2 separate regions of the Homo sapiens genome follow, and region 1 is linked to region 2. A link is a loop called in an ENCODE intact Hi-C map of the cell type or tissue named here. Cell type or tissue: ascending aorta. All regions are shown on one strand. Links, peaks and the distances in the headings refer to the core of each region. The heading gives the core; the rest is flanking DNA. Region 1 overlaps MAP4 (microtubule associated protein 4). Region 2 overlaps MAP4 (microtubule associated protein 4).

Evidence for each region. A loop is a pair of places that touch in the nucleus more often than their neighbours do. Peaks named below come from ENCODE experiments on the same cell type or tissue, not always from the same donor. Only the 100,000 strongest peaks of a DNase experiment are listed, where the experiment ranks them.
Region 1: it touches region 2 in a loop (2.4-fold over the local background); 6 of 110 quality-filtered maps call a loop at or near these places.

What each region holds. Positions count from the first base shown.
Region 1 is chr3:47,893,955-47,902,292 of GRCh38, reverse strand. The region is part of intron 10 of MAP4 (microtubule associated protein 4); the gene reads left to right. Among named protein-coding and RNA genes, the nearest start is that of MIR1226, 49 kb to the right of the region's middle. In ascending aorta, for the core only: no CTCF peak of the experiment used is centred there; no DNase peak of the experiment used is centred there; H3K27ac peaks cover 1,803 bases.
Region 2 is chr3:47,986,134-47,994,471 of GRCh38, reverse strand. The region is part of intron 2 of MAP4 (microtubule associated protein 4); the gene reads left to right. Among named protein-coding and RNA genes, the nearest start is that of MAP4, 26 kb to the left of the region's middle. In ascending aorta, for the core only: a CTCF peak has its summit at 4,326 (motif pointing right); a DNase peak (open chromatin) is centred at 4,381; H3K27ac peaks cover 2,744 bases.

The DNA of each region.
Region 1 (8,338 bases), core at 32-8,031, 92 kb after region 2:
CATCCTAAACTCTTAACCTCCAAAAAATACTGTGTGGTCATTACCTTGTTTGAGCCAGAACATTTAAATATTCTTTGAAATGAATCAAGCAACAATTGATTATCCTACTTTGTTTTGTTAAATTTGTATTTATTTTTTTGAGACAAGGTATCACTTTGTCACCCAGGCTGAAGTGCAGTGGCATGATCACGGCTTACTACAGCCTCGACCTCCCAGGCTCAAGTAATCCTCCTGCCTCAGCCTCCCAAGTAGTTGAGACTACAGGTGTGCACCACCATACCTGGTGAATATTTTTTGTAGAGATGGGGTCTCACTCTGTTGCCCAGGCTAGTCTCAAACTTCTGGCCTCAAGCAATCCTTCCTCCTTGGCCTCCCAAAGTGCTGAGATTCTAGGTGTGAGGCACCATGCCTGGCTTGAATATCCTACTTTAAAAGAAGCTTCTTCCCCTCATATTCCCTCACCCTTCACTTGTACCCTCTGGTTGACAAATAGCATTGGGGGATTCTGAACACACTGTTAAAATAAAAACTTAGTTTTGATTTACAGTATTGCAGATATAGTTATTTCTTTAAGATATGGAGGTGACAGTAAGGGGGCTTCCATTCTTTTTTTTTTTTTTAAATAGGGTCTTGCTCAGTTGCCCAGGCTGGGGTGCAGTGGTACAGTCTCAGCTGACTACAGCCTCCGCCTCCTGGGCTCAGGTGATACTCCCACCTCAGTTGCAAGTAGCTGGAACTACAGGTGCGTGCCTCCGTGCCCGGCTAATTTTTGTATTTTTTGTAGAGGCTGGGTTTGGCCATGTTGCACAACCTAGTCTTGAACTCCTGAGCTCAAGTGATCCGTCCACCTCGGCCTCCTGAAGTGTATAAACATTGCCTATTGCTCTGCAAATAGCGGACACACAGCATGATTTGTACTTTTTAGTATTTAGTTTATTCATTCATTCAGTAGATACCAAGTGACATTACTCCTACTCTAAAAATAGACTAATAAAACACATTCTATACTCTTCAGAGATTCCAGGGTGGAAAACAGACAGTTTTCCTCTAGTAAGAGAAGTTTACTCCTCTGAAAAAGGATAGAAGTGTGAGCTAGATCCTATGGAAATACAGAGCAGAAAGGGACTAAGTTTTCCTACAAGACCTAGAGAAATCTTCACACAGGAGACTCTGAAAGTATGGCTAAGAGTTTGCTGAGCAAATTAAGGTAAAGAATTCTAGGGGACAGCTGTGTAAAGGCATGCATAGTGAAGTGCAGGTGCATGGAATAAAGTCAAGTTTGGGGAAACAGGGACATCTGTTAAACATTTTGAGATGAAATTGGGGAAAAGAAAGTAAGCTCCTAAAGGATCCTAGGGGTATTGTGTGCCTCTAAAAGCAGAAGATCTTAGATTTTTGCTTGAAGAAATGGGTTATCTTTCTACCTAGTTTAGTTGGATGATTCTCTTTTCTTTTGGGGAGGGCTATGGGAGGGTCCATACTAGACTTAAAAGAACAAAGACTTGATATTTCCAAGTTGTAGTTTTTAGAGTTGTTGTTGTTGTTGTTGTTGTTGTTTTGAGACAGTCTCCCTCTGTAGCCCAGGCTGGAGTGCAGTGGCGCCATCTCGGCTCACTGTAATCTCCACCTCCCAGGTTCAAGCGATTCTCCTGCCTCAGCCTCCCAAGTAGCTGGGACTACAGGTGCACACCACCGCACCCAGCTAGTTTTTGTATTTTTAGTAGAGACAGGGTTTCACCATGTTGGCCAGGCTAGTCTCAAACTCCAGCAGGTGATGCGCCTGCCTCAGCCTCCCAAAGTGCTGGGATTACAGGCCTTAGCTACCATGCCCGGCCTTTAGAGGATTTCTTATCCATAAGCATTTTCATGTCTTTGGTTCACATATATCAGATTATTCGCCTCAGCTTATTCATTCTGTCTGTTTGCTTCTCATCCTTTTTTTAATCAGGGAGAATCATGATTTATTTTCTTGAGTTAAAACATGAGAAATGTTTCTAAAATGTAGAATATGGTTTCTGAAATAGTTTTACCTTTATGTATGTATGTCTAAACACTTGGAACGTTTACTTCCAGGGAAGAAACTAGATTATAACTTGACAACTTTATCTTTTATTAACAAGGAGTGAGTGTCATCAATCATTGTTAATAGTAGAATTATTGACTTTCATTGTAATGATAATTGTTTCCTGGAGGCAATAACTGGGAACAGTTGGTCAATCTGGAAAGTAGTGTTGCCTTGGTAACTGATAAGAAAGAATGCAGAGAAACTAGTTGTCTGTCATGTATAAAAACCAAGGCCCTGAACAGGTTAAATACTAACTCCAAGCACAAGGCTAAAACAGAAATATCTGCCAGTACATGTACTGGGATTAGAGACCTGCAGGCTTTGCCAAGAGTCCTGGAAACCACCTTCTGCCCAGACACACAGGAATCCATGCGCTTTCTTCAAACTCAGACAGAATGGAATAGAACTTCACAATATTTAGCTCAAAGGACATTCCAGATCACCACCGCTTGGGTTGGGTTGAAGACAGCTTTAATGATGGAACGGATCAGGTCAAATGATGCAGATGCAGTGTAAAAGGAAACTACCCATCCTTTCACTGAGCAGATCTTTTTTGAAAGCTTATTTACTGTGAGTCAAGCACTGTGCAGTGCACCCACATGGCACAAATGCACAGTTCACATTCCTACCTTCTAGAAGCTCCTGGGAAAGTCATATAAATAAAAGATTACAGTGTGGTTTCTAAATTCTAAAAAGAGATAGAGTATTATGATAATATAAAGAACTCAGGAGGGGTTCAAAGAGACTTTGCAGAGGTGAGTGAGTAGGAATAGGACCTAGAGGCAAGGGGCCGGGTGCGGTGGTTCACACTTGTAATCCCAGCACTTTGGGAGGCTGAGGCAGGAGGATCACCTGAGGTTAGGAGTTCCAGATTAGCCTGGCCAACATAGTGAAACCCTGTGTATACTAAAAATACAAAAATTAGCTGGGTGTGGTGATTAGCTGGGACACCTGTAATCCCAGCTCCTGGGGAGGAAGAACCTAGAGACAAGGAATCCCAGTGGCAGCTGAATCTAGGACTTAGTCCTTCTGGTTCTTAAGTGTGTTTCTTTTTACCTAGGCAGGCTCACCCTTTTCAAACTTCATGTATTTACCTCATCCACCAACTTGATATAATTTTACAGTGGCTGGGAGATTGGAGTTTCTTGCTGTGGCTATTTCCTGTGGATAAATCTGCATCCCTGATTGAGATTATGTCTGTAATTCTTATTTGGACTGGAGTACTGAACTGGCCATTCTCAGGGTGTTCTGTGGGTTGTTTTGTTTTGTTTTTAAACAAGGTCTCTGTCGCTCAGGCTGGAGTGCAGTGGCGTGATCATAGTTCACTCACTGCAGCCTCAGACTCTTAGGTTTAAGTGATCCTCCTTCTTCAGCCTCCCAAGTAGCTAGTACTATGGGCATGCACCACCACACCTGGCTAAAAAACATTTTTTTCTTATTTTTTTTGTATAGATGTGGGTCCTGCTATGTTGCCCAGGCTCTTGAACTCTTGGCCTCAAGTGGTCCTCCCACCTAACCCTTCTAAAGTGCTGGTGTTACAGGCGTGGGCTACTATGCCCAGTCTTTCTTGAGTTTTACTAATTATTCTATACTAGGGTTTCCCCATCATTTGTCATCCAGGTGGCATTCACCTCATTTGGGGTGCAACAAAGCCATTAATTATTCTTCCATTTAATATCTTTGTATGCCTTGCAAAAGCAATAGTGTAATCTTTTTTTTTTTTTTTTGAGGCGGAGTCTCGCCCTGTTGGCAGGCTGGAGTGCAGTGGCGCGATCTCAGCTCACTGCAACCTCTGCCTCCCGGATTCAAGCAATTCTCCTGCCTCAGCCTCCCGGGTAGCTGGGACTACAGGTGCGTGCCACCACGCCCAGCTAATTTTTGTATTTTCACTAGAGACAGGGTTTCATCACGTTGGCCAGGATGGTCTCGATCTCTTGACCTCATGATCCACCTGCCTCTGCCTCCCAAAGTGCTGGGATTACAGGGGTGAGCCACCATGCCCAGCCTAGTGTAATGAAACTAGAAGCTACTCTGTCCCTTCCCCCTCTGTAAAAGCGTCTGGTTCTCTGCTTTTTCTTAGTGAGGCTGAATCTGTCTTCCTACTCAGAAGCCACATGAAAGGAAACTTACAGTGCTAAGGCACCATAGAAAGATATTAACATAAATCTAAGTTCTCTTAAGACTGGAAATTAGAAACAGAAGTTTGCTAAGGAATAAGTCACCCACATCTTACTCTTTGCATAATTAAAGCAGGACCATTCTTTCTTTTTTTTTTTTCCCCCCCCCGATATGGAGTCTCACTCTGTTGCCTGGCCTGGAGTGCAGTGGTGGGATCTCGGCTCACTGCAGCCTCCACCTCCCAGGTTCAAGCGATTCTCCTGCCTCAGACTCCCGAGTAGCTGGGATTACAGGTACCTGCCACCACACCCAGCTAATTTTTTGTATCTTTTTTTAGTGGAGACAGGGTTTCACCATGTTGGCCAGGCTGGTCTCGAACTCCTGACCTTGTGATCCGCCCGCCTCGACCTCCCAAAGTACTGAGATTACAGGCATGAGCCACTACTCCCGGCCTCAAACAAGACCGTTCTTAAGATATAAAGTAAACACCGAAACCAAGTGCATTGCCTCTTTTTCTCCCTTACTTCAAACACGCGTTTGCTCCCCTAAACACACATACATACACACACATGTGTATGCATACTGTGTATTAATTTGGGAGTTTTGGAGTGATCACAAAAGAATTAAATTATAATTCCAAATTAAAGTTTGAAGTACTTCAATGATCACAAAAAAGATACATTGGGCCGAGCGCAATGCCCACAGCTGTAATCCCAGCACTTGGGGAGGCCGAGTTGGGCAGATCACCTGAGGTCAGAAGTTCAAGACCAGCCTGGCCAACATCGTGAAACCCTGTCTCTACTAAAAATACAAAAATTAGTCAGGTGTGGTGGTGTGGGCCTGTAATCCCAGCTACTCCGGAAGCTGAGGCAGGAGAATCGCTTGAGCCTGGGAGGCAGAGGTTGTAGTTAGCCGAGATCATGCCACTGCACTCCAGCCTGGGCAACAAAGCGAGACCCCCTCTCAAAAAAATAAAGATACATCGAAAAGGAGAGTCATCTAGTGACTAAGATTAATTTTTGCTCAGCGGTTTGGGAAGACTGGCAGTCAGAAACCTAGCATCTTCTTTGTGGCTTTTCCATTAAGTTTTCACCATGTGATCATGGGCAAACCACTTTTTTTCTCTGGACACCATTTTGTTCCTCTATAAAATGAGGGGTCTGTTAGGGAAGCCTCAGCATTCTGACTCTGTACTGTCACACATACTTTAGTGTCTTTGCAGTACTGTTGATGGATATAATGGACCCTTGTCCTAAAAGGGATTCAGGGAATAGGTTATTTACTTTCCTTAGGCAGTGCCCCAGATTTTGAAATTTAGCTTTTCTTTTTCTCTTATCTGTTAGTGATTGCAATTACGATTTATATGTTGTTTCTTGTGAGTAGTAGTGGTTGTTTTGTTTTGTTTTTGTCTGTCTTTACCAGAGTGCAGCAGTTCTCCAGTCCAGGGACTTAGGCTTTCTCACTTTTGTTGTTGTTGTTGTTATTATTACTACACATCAGATTCCCTATAGGGAGTAGGAAAACCTACTTCATATATATATATGTACAGTTTCTTGGTTGTTTTTTTGTTTGTTTGTTTGGAGATGGAGTTTCGCTCTTGTTGCCCAGGCTGGAGTGCAATGGCATGATCTCCACTCACTGCAACCTCTGCCTCCCGGGTTCAAGCGATTCTCCTGCCTCAGCCTCCCGAGTAGCTGGGATTACAGGCATGTGCCACCACGCCCGGCTAATTTTGTATTTTTAGTAGACACGGGGTTTCTCCATGTTGTTCAGGCTGGTCTCGAACTCCCAACCTCAGGTGATCCTCCCGCCTCGGCCTCCCAAAGAGCTGGGATTACAGGCGTGAGCCACCGCGCCCGGCCTTCTTGGTTGTTTTTTTAAAGCTAGCATCAGTAGATACATTATGTATTTGTGTGTTTTAACTACTTTGTCAAATGCTTTTTATATATATTCCCTCAATCCTCACGGCTATGTGTTTTGTTGTACTCAGACCCCTGGGTGACCACCAAACTTATCTGTATGCCTGAGCACCTGGCTGACATGATGTCTTGGGTACTCGCCCCTTCTATGGGCTTGAACTTCTTGTTCTGACCGCCCCCCCACCCCAGATTGCTTCTTTCAACTCTCTGTCTCCTGAGCCTTGTAACTATGAAGCCAGTGCTTGGCCCAGTTGCTAGATGTTGACCTCATAATTATATTTTTTCAGTTTGACCACATTTCTGATCTACACAGTATGAACTGTAGTCTGGAATATGCACTTCTTTGTGCCTGACTAGCTTCATTCTTCTGGTTTCTGCTCTTGGTCTTTTGGCTGGTTCACATTTTGCAGTCTGCTGTTTATGGATAGAATTACTGAGGCAGAATATGTGATATCTGAAGGTAGCAGAGACCTGTAATTTTAGTTATTGCCTTAGCTGTTGGGTAGGGATGAACTAGTGAAGTGGGTCTGGGTAGGCTGGCCAGAACTAAAAATAATTTGGCTATAAGGAACAAGTTTCTATGCTTGTTCTTTGCCTTGGTATTTTCCACTTCTTCAGAATATAAGGGCCAACTACCACTTTCTTCAGACATGCTGCAACGTCCGCCATGCCCAGTCATGCCTCTGCCAATAGGCAGCACTCCCGCATGAGACAGAAAGGTTACTGAAGATACTGCCTAGTGGAGTCCCAGGTTGAAGTCATACTTTGAGCTGGACATAGCAGTGGGCCTGTGATTACTTGAATGGCTGTTTCAACTTCAGAAGTGAAAGTGGTAAAACTGAATCCAAGAGCACCTTAAAGATTCCCCTCCTTTTATAGAGGAAGAAACTGAAGCTAAGAGCAGTTAAATGAGTTTCTAAGACTCTTAACTATTAAGTGACACAGATTTTAAAATCTGGCCTTCTGACTCAAAGTCAAATTAATTTTTTCCCCACCATGTCAGTAAATTAAGGGTGTATATGTGTGTGTCGTTTGTGGGGGGTGACTAGTTTACACAGAATGGGGTTGTTGAGGCTTACCTGATTTCTAAGGTATTTTCCAGAGTTTTCCTCTGGTATATTCAGACTGTATTACAACAATATCTTCCTCACCCCCTTTTTTTTTTTTTTGGACAGGGTTTCCTCTCACCCAGGCTGGAGTGCAGTGATGTGATCACGGCCCACTGCAGCCTTGACTTACTGGGCTCAGGCAATTCTCCCACCTCAGCCTTCTGAGTAGCTGGGACCACAATTGTGATCACCATGCCCACCTAAATTTTTGTACTCTTTGTAGAGACAGGGTTTTGCCATGTTGCCCAGGCTGGTCTCAAACTCCTGGGCTCAAGCAATCTGCCCACCTCAGCCTCCCAAAGTGCTGGGATTACAGGTGTGAGCCATGGCACCCAGCCATCTCCAGACTTTCATAATTTTCCTCACATATTGTACATACTTAATTATATTATTCAATTATATGTATAAAAAAAGAAAGCAAGAATTCAACTATGTTGTATTACCAAGGCCTTTCTGTACCCAATCTCGCCTCATATTTTTTCTTTTTTTTTTATTTTTTGAGACGGAGTCTTGCCCTGTCGCCCAGGCTGGAGTGCAGTGGCGTGATCTCAGCTCACTGCAAGCTCCGCCTCGTGGGTTCACGCCATTCTCCTGCCTCAGCCTCCTGAGTAGCTGGGACTACAGGCACCCACCACCATGCCCAGCTAATTTTTTGTATTTTTTAGTAGAGACAGGGTTTCACCATGTTAGCCAGGATGGTCTCGATCTCCTGACCTCGTGATCCACCTGCCTTGGGCTCCCAAAGTGCTGGGATTACAGGCGTGAGCCACCACACCCGGCCAATCATATTTTTTCTTGTTACTAATTAGAATCATGATTCTCCTGGCATTCTTCATTTTGTTATACCTCACTTCCTTTTCCTTAGCAAGATCTTTGCCATAGAGTATGGAAACCAGGTTCCTTGCCAGTTAATCTGTATTGTGCTTTGTCATGTATTGTTACTAAACAGCTCAAGATCAAGGGGAAGAAATGTATATGAGGCTCAGTTCATGTTCAGTTTTTTTTTTTCAGCATTGCAACATTGCCACTCATCATCATGAGTGTAGCCCTGTGTCAGGTACTGAAGGTAATGGAAAAGGTATATAAGGTTGATCCCTGTACTCTTGTTGGGAACTTGAGTGGTATGA
Region 2 (8,338 bases), core at 212-8,211:
ATTAGAAAACGAAAAGCAGCTAGCTTCTTTCACCTATGACTGATGAGGGTAAGTTAATATTAGGATGGGAAGAGCATCTCAACCATGACTAGTTGCTACCATATTTACATCTTATCATTCCTTTCTTCATACTAGGTTTTCTTTGTTTATGTTAGTCAGTCAAAGAACAAATGTCTCCACCGTGCATTATGGATTAAGAGAGAATAGATTTTCCCGTTTTCCATTAAGGAATCCAAATTTTTTGGAGTAAATATTTGTTTTTCTTTTGTGCTGGGATTATAGGTGTGAGCCACTGTGCCTGGCTTTTTTACATTATTAAATGAAGAAAAATGAAGAAATGAAGAAAAATGGATGCCCTTTAAAGTTTTTTTTGGTTTAAGTTTTTAATTTTTTGTTGCTACCAAAGATTTTTTTAAAGATTAGGAAACAAAAAAGAAGGAACCAAATCAGGACTGTTGTAAGGTGGTTGCCTAATGATTTCTCATCAAAACTGTCACAAATTATCTTTGTTGATGAAAGGAATGAACAGGAGCATTGTCCTGGTGGAGAAGGACTCTCTGATGAAGCTTTCCTGGCTGTTTTTCTGCTAAAGCATTGGCTGACTTTCTCAAAACACCCTCATAATAAGATGTTGTCATTCTTTGGCTCTCCAGAAAGTCAACAGACAAAGTGCTTTGAGCATCCTAAAAAACTCTTGTGTTTGCTCTTGACTGATCCACTTTTGCTTTGACTACAGCACTTACGCCTCTTGGTAGCCATTGCTTTGATTGTGCTTTGTCTTTAGGATTATACTGGTAAAACCATATTTCATCTCCTGTTACAATTCTTCAAAGAAATGCTTCAGGATCTTGATCCCACTTGTTTAAAATTTACATCGAAAGCTCTGCTCTTTGCAGCTCATCTGGATGCAACCATTTTGGCACCAGTTGAGTGGAAAGTTTGCTCAATTTTAATTTATCAGCCAAAATTGTATAAACTGAACCAATTGAGATGTCTGTGGTATTGGCTATTGTTTCTGCTAATTGTCAATCCTCTTCAATTAGATCATTCTTTTTTCCTCTCAAATTGATATTGGTGGTCTGCCACGGTGGGCTTCATCTTCAACATCATCTCCTCCTTTATTTTTTTTCTTTTTTTGAGACAGAGTCTTACTACATTGCCCAAATTAGAGTATAGTGACTATTTACAGGTGTAACCATAGCACACTACAGCCTTGAACTCCTGGGCTCAAGTGATCCTCCTGTCTCAGCCTTCCAAGTAGCTGGGACTATAGGTGCGGACCACTGCATCTGGCTGATGTCTTAAAACAAGTTATTCATGTGTAAACTACTGATTTGTTTGGGGCATTGTCCCCATAAACTTTACACAAAGCATCAGTGATTTCACCATTCTTTCATCCAAGCTTCACCATAAATTTACCATTTGCTTTTGCTTCAATTTTAGCAGAATTCATGTTGCTTTATTAGGGGCTCTTTTCAAACTGATGTTTTATCCTTTTTAGTGCTTCAAACTAGATCCTGTTCAGACGTGTTATAACAAGTTAGTATGAGCTTTTTTTTTTTTTTTTTAAGATGGAGTGTCTCTCTGTCACCCAGGCTGGAGTGCGGTGGCACAGTCTCGGCTCACTGCAACCTCTACCTCCTGTGTTCAAGAGATTCTCCTGCCTCAGCCTCCTGAGTAGCTGGGCTTATAGGCACATGCTACCATGCCCAGCTAATTTTTGTATTTTTAGTAGAGATGGGGTTTCGCCATATTGGTCAGGCTGGAGTATGAGTTATTTTGATACAAAAAAACTCCCTTGAAATCCATGAATAATTTTTTCATAGAATGCATTTTCCACGAACTTGTTGAAGATACCATGTTTAAAGTTTATAATTATAGCTGGGCGTGGTAGTGTGCGCCTGTAGTCCGAGCTACACAGGAAGCTGAGGTAGGAGGCAATCACTTGAGCCCCAGAGGTCGAGGCTGCAGTGAGCCATAAAAGCACCACTGTGCTGCAGCCTGGGTGACAGAGAGAGACCCCGTCTCTAAAAATAATAATAATAATAAAGTTTATAATTATGATAGGTTGTAAATTACTACATTTTTTCCATACCAGCTTCCTAAAAGTTGTAGAAGTCTTAACTTAAAGGAAGGGGTGATGGCTGTTTGGAGACATCAAATAAGAAAAACGAAGGAAGCCGCCTTATTTAGTCTTGTAGAAATCTGGTGCAATTAGTGAGTTCTTTATGAATGGAGACTTCTCTGCTGTGGGTCTGATTTTTATACATTATCGGACTGATGGTTTTTGCCATAATGACAGGTTTCATATTTGTGTTTTTCCTGGAGAACATTCTAAACAAGATGTTCTTCTGAATACATCTTTAGAAGTGATGGAAGGGCCCTAGACTTCATTAATGTTTTATTATACATCTAACTTTAAGTTTGATTTTGTTCTTAGATGAGGTTCAGTAAACTACTGCTGATTGCTGACACTTTTTTTTTTTTTGAAGACAGGGTCTTACTGGGCGCGGTGGTTCACGCCTATAATCCCAGCACTTTGGGAGGCTGAGGCGGGTGGATCACCTGAGGTCAGGAGTTCGAGACCAGCCTGGCTAACATGGTGAAACCCTGTCTCTACTAAAAACACAAAAAAATTAGCTGGGCGTGGTGGTGGGCACCTGTAATCCCAGCTACTCAGGAGGCTGAGGCAAGAGTAATCACTTGAACCCGGGAGGCAGAGGTTGCCGTGAGCCGAGATCGTGCCATTGTTGCACTCCAGCCTGGGCAACAAGAGCGAAATTCCGTCTCAAAAAAAAAAAAGAAAAGACAGATTCTTTCCATGTCACCTAGGCTGGAGTGCAGTGGCACAATCATAGCTTACTGCAACATCTAACGTAACTCCTGGGCTCAAACGTTCCTCCTGCCTCAGGCTCCTGAATAGCTTGGACTACAGGTGCGCGTGCCTTGCTTATCCTTTTATTTTTATAGCGACAGTCAGACTGTGTTCCTCTGGCTGGTCTGGAACTCATGGCCTCAAGCGATCCTCCTGCCTTAGCCTCCCAAAGCACTGGGATTACAGGTGTGAGCCACCACACCCAGCCTAGTGCTCTCGATATGTTCTTACAACAGGCTTAGTTAGGCCAACCAGTGGAAGTTTATCAACCATTTTCTTGCCTCTAGATATAGAAGGGACGGTTGAGTAGGTTACACATAATAGAACTCTTTGAACAATGGTGTTTTATTTCCTTTAATTCTTACATGTCCACCCTAATTGTCTTCAACTTATAAAATGAGAAGTAAGAAAGCAGGGTTGCTTTTATGGCATTTATGACAAAGTAGGAAAATTGCTTTTTTCTCTAAGTATGATTTCTGCCTTCATGCCTGGCAACACAAGAACCCCCCGACCTTTATTCCTTTTCTTTGGATCTACTATACTCATTTCCTTTTGCACTTCAACTTATTCTTGCTTCTACAAGTATTTTATCTTAGCATTGCCTGTGTAAACCATCTAAATACCAATACCTAGAAATAAAATTGGTGTCAAACTCTTCTTCTAAAATGCCTATCACCTTGGGAAACAATTCTCAAATACTTTTTCAGGATATGTGTACTACTTGTTTTGCACCACGGCTGTAATAAGAAAAAAATAAAAAGAAAATTATGTACTTCCTGACTTTTTTCCTTAAAAAATGGTGTTTTCCTTAATTGTTCATTATCAGCATTATATGGCCCTATTTTCTAGGTGAGGGAGACAAAAGATAGAACCCTTTCTCTTAGATGTGAATGACGAAGCAAACATCTGTGACTCTTGTTCTTTCAGATGATCATCTAGCACAGTATTGACCCTCAGACACAAATAGCACATTTATGGAACAAGTCACTTAATTTTTCTGTTCTCTGTGTGATTAAATAGTTCTTCTTCTGAAGTCGAGAAAATGCTTTCTCCTCAACATTCCATAAGGCCTTTGAAGCTAAAAGCTTATTCCCATAGAATAAGAAGTTAACACAGGGCAATGGCCTGGCTAAGTTTTTTGCATTTTTAGTAAAGACAAGGTCTCACTGTGTTGCCTGGACTGGACTGGTTTTGAACTGCTGGGCTCAAGTGATCCTCCTGCCTTGACTTCCCATAGTGCTGGGATTACAGGTGGGAGACACCGTACCCTGCCACACACCAGCAGTCTGTTTTAACAAGCCATAATAGGTGACTCGGATACACATGCATGATTGAGAAACACTAATCCATGGAAAAGGGCCTAAGTGACAACTATTAATAGATACTGCAGAATTTCTCCTTAATACACTGGTATTTCTTTTGCAGAAAATTGCAACCAGCTTAATTGGCCAGTAGAGGGCAGTGTTGGCATGGGTCTGACAGCACCAGAGGGTTCCCTTGCATTGAGACCTGGCTGTTTTGCCCAAGGCTGACTCACAGCACACATGCCTTCTCAGGTTCTTGCTACTTCTCTGCCAAGCTGATTTGCCTGCTGTGGGAATCTGACATCTCCTGGGGAGAGGGAATCAACAAAATAAAGTAAATTTGAATATCTTTATATCTCAGAGAATGTGATTAGTTTCTAAAAAAAAAAAGTGTGCTATTTTCGATGCTGTGTGTATTTCACTGAGAAAGTTTTCATTTCATGAAATGGGGGTTCTCTGGGGAAGTCAGTCAGTGAGAAAACACATTATAGCATCTTTTGAATTAGGACTTTTCCAGTAATGTGCAGTATGATTAGGGTCCAGTATGTCTTATCTGGCAGGGAAATATACAAGCCTTTTTTCTACTTGTCAACCTTATTGTTTTTAGTGTTGTTACGTTGTTTTTATTCTCTCCTGGGCTTATATTTTTAGATTGTGAGGTGTTGTATGTATAGTAGAATCCAGCTTCTCTTCTTCCTTTCTAACCTCTTCTTGCTTTCATTTTATTTTATTCTAGTAAAGTTTCTTGATCAGCCTACAGTTATTCTATAGGTGGTTGATAGATAAATTTACAGTTGGTCAACATATAGTTAATAACAGTGAGAATAACAATAGCTAATAACAGTGAGAATAACAATTACTATTTAGCACTGTACAGTTGACATCCTGTATTACTGCATTTAGTCCCACTTCCCAGGTGAAGCTTAAGTATTAGAAATGAGAAGGTTGCATTTGATCATTTAGTTAATAATGACAGCACAACCTGAACCCAGATCTTCTAATCTCACTTTTATTTTTATTAAACAATTAAAACAATATTTTTTAAATAGAGATGTGGTCTTGCTATATTGCCCAGGTTGGTCTCAAACTCCTGGCCTCAAGCAGCCCTTCCGCCTAGGCCTCCCAAAGTGCTGGGATTACAGACATGAGCTACTGGATCTTCTCATTTTAAACCCCTGTTCTGGCTGGGCATGGTGGCTCATGCCTGTAATCCCCAGCACTTTGAGAGGCTGAAGCAGGCAGATCACGAAGTCAGGAGTTCGAGACCAGCCTGATCAACATGGTGAAATCTCATCTCTACTAAAAATACAAAAAATTAGCCAGGCGTGGTGGTGCTCACCAGTAATCCCAGCTACTCAGGGGGCTGGGGCAAGAGAGTCTTGAACCCAGAAGGTGGAGGTTGCAGTGAGCCAAGATCGTGCCACTGCATTCAAGCCTGGGCGACAGCGAGACTCCGTCTCAAAAAATAAATAAATAAAATAAACCCCTGTTCTTTCTGTGAAACTATACCTTTTTCATGAACACATACTTTCTACTTGATCTAGTATCTCACTGATAGTTTTTAAAAACTAAAAATCCATTTTTTAAATTCAAATAGAATTATTAGATGTATGTTCAGGAAATGTAAAAGAATCTTGCTTCATTTCAATACAGAGCACAAACTGAGGGACTCTGCCACTAATTCACATGAGTTTGTAAAATATTTCACTTTCCTAGACAACTGTTTCACATCTACTCTCTGAAACTTCTGGCACTTGCTCTCCTGTTCATATTCATAAGTCATATTCATAAATTAATTGGCTTAATCAGAACAGAACTTCCACATGGTCCCACCACATATTTCCTCCTCACCTATGTTCATCTATGCCCTTATTGTCTGCTCTTTTTCTGTTATGGGTGAACTGTTCATGCTGTCACTCAGGCCACTGCTGTCACAGTTACCTCTTCTGTCTCCTGCATCATCAGTTCTTTTCTTTCAATTGGGTCATTCACCAGCATCAAACATACTATAATTTTTTTATCATTAAAAAAAAAATCCTGTCTGAATCTCACATCCATCTCATCTATCTTTTTGCTTTGCTTTCTTTTTTTTTTTTTTTGAGACGGAGTCTTGCTATGTCACCCAGGCTGGAGTGCAGTGGCGCGATCTTGGCTCACTGCAAGCTCCGCCTCCCGGGTTCACGCCATTCTCCTGCCTCAGCCTCCTGAGTAGCTGGGACTACAGGCGTGTGCCGCCACGCCCGGCTAATTTTTTGTATTTTTAGTAGAGACGGGGTTTCACCGTGTTAGCCAGGATGGTCTCAATCTCCTGACCTCGTGATCCGCCCACCGTAGCCTCCCAAAGTGCTGGGATTACAGGCGTGAGCCACCGTGCCCGGCCTGCCTTCTTTTAAAGAGACGTTTCTACTACCTGTCACCAATTCCTTTCCTTCCATTTCCTCTTGAATTCACTCTCATCAGACTTTAACATATGCATGACCCCAAAACTTCTCTTACCTAAAGTATAAGGCCTTGATGTTGCCAAGGACAAATCCAGTATTACTCCAGGGGTTTTGCCTGAGCAACTGAAAGGAAAGAATTGCCATCATCTGAGATGGGGAAAGCTACAGAAGGAGTAGGATTTGAAGGGAAGAGAAGAAATTTAGCTTGGGATATGTTCACATTTAGTTACCTGCTAGTCATCGAAATGGAGAAGATGGATACACAGATAAGGAGTCCGGAGTTTGGAGGACGGTTCTGGGCTGGAGGTTGATGTTATATAAAGCTTTTGCTAGAGTTGTTGTTCTAAAATCCTTTAAGATTGGATTTAGATGTAACTTTCCAGAACATTCCCTGACTTCTGTTCCCTTTCCCTTCTAGACCTCCCACTACCCCCACACCCTGCCAGCCTTTCTTTTCATCTTCCTCTTGGTAAGTGCTTTTCTTCCCTGAACTTTCCTCTTTCCTCTGTGGTACTTGTAAGATCATAATTAAGCTATTTGTTATCTTACACTTATTAACATGCTCTAGCACAGGAATAATATTTTGTTTACTGCCATATTTCATGGAGAATGACACATTTAGCGAAAGCAGGATGGCACAGCATAATCAAAGTTTACTAGCGACCTCAAGTTTCTCAGGGTTAAGAAATCAAAGGTTACAGTGACAAGTGACCGGAGAGAATCATGGAGAAGCAGATCAAGTGAAATTATGAAGAATCTCATGGTTTGTGAGAAACTGAGGGCGCAGGGGTACTGAGAAACCTGGCCAGATCTGCATTAGAGACCACTGCTCTTGGCACATGATAGATGTGTAATCATTGCTTATTACACTGAATTGAAATGGTTTTTGTTTGTCAGTTTATTCAGGTTTGGGTTGTGTTAATGTACAGACTAACAAACAATTGTGTCTCCAAAATGGTAGATATTTATTTAGGGTAGGTGTACTTGGTCTAATCCTAAACCCTCTTAATAGTCTCATGATCATATTTAGGGAAGTTTATATATATGCATAAAAAATTAGTGTGACATTTTTGCAAAAATAGTTATTTTCTGACTTTGATTTGAAAACAGACTTTTATCTCATAACTAATAGTTCTTTTTGGGGAAAAAAAATATCGTACCAAAATGTATAGTTCATAATAATAGTACCCTAGTCTGAAAGAAGAGCAGGGGACCGGGACCCGGGGGCTCAAGCCTGTAATCTCAGCACTTGGGAGGCCGAGGCAGATGGATCACCTGAGGTCAGGAGTTTGAGACCAGCCTGGCCAACATGGCAAAACCCCGCCTCTACTAAAAATACAAAAATTAGCCAGGTGTGGTGGCATGCGCCTGTAATCCCGGCTGCTCAGGAGGCTGAGAAACGAGAATTGCTTGAACCCAGGAGGTGGAGGTTGCAGTGAGCTGAGATTGTGCCACTGCACTCCAGCCTGGGCGACAGAGTGACTCCATCTCAAAAAAAATACAAAAAAACCCCCCAAAAAACAAAAAACAAAGCAACAAAAAAACCACTTCATTGCTAAAAATATTCTGCAAGCAAGCCAGGATGGTGGTATGTACCTGTAGCCCTGCCCGAGCTACTTAATAGGAAGGAGGATTGCTTAAGCCTAGGAGTTTGAGTCCAGCCTGGGTAACATAGCAAGACCCCAAAGACCCCACCTCTTAAATAATATTCTGCAAGC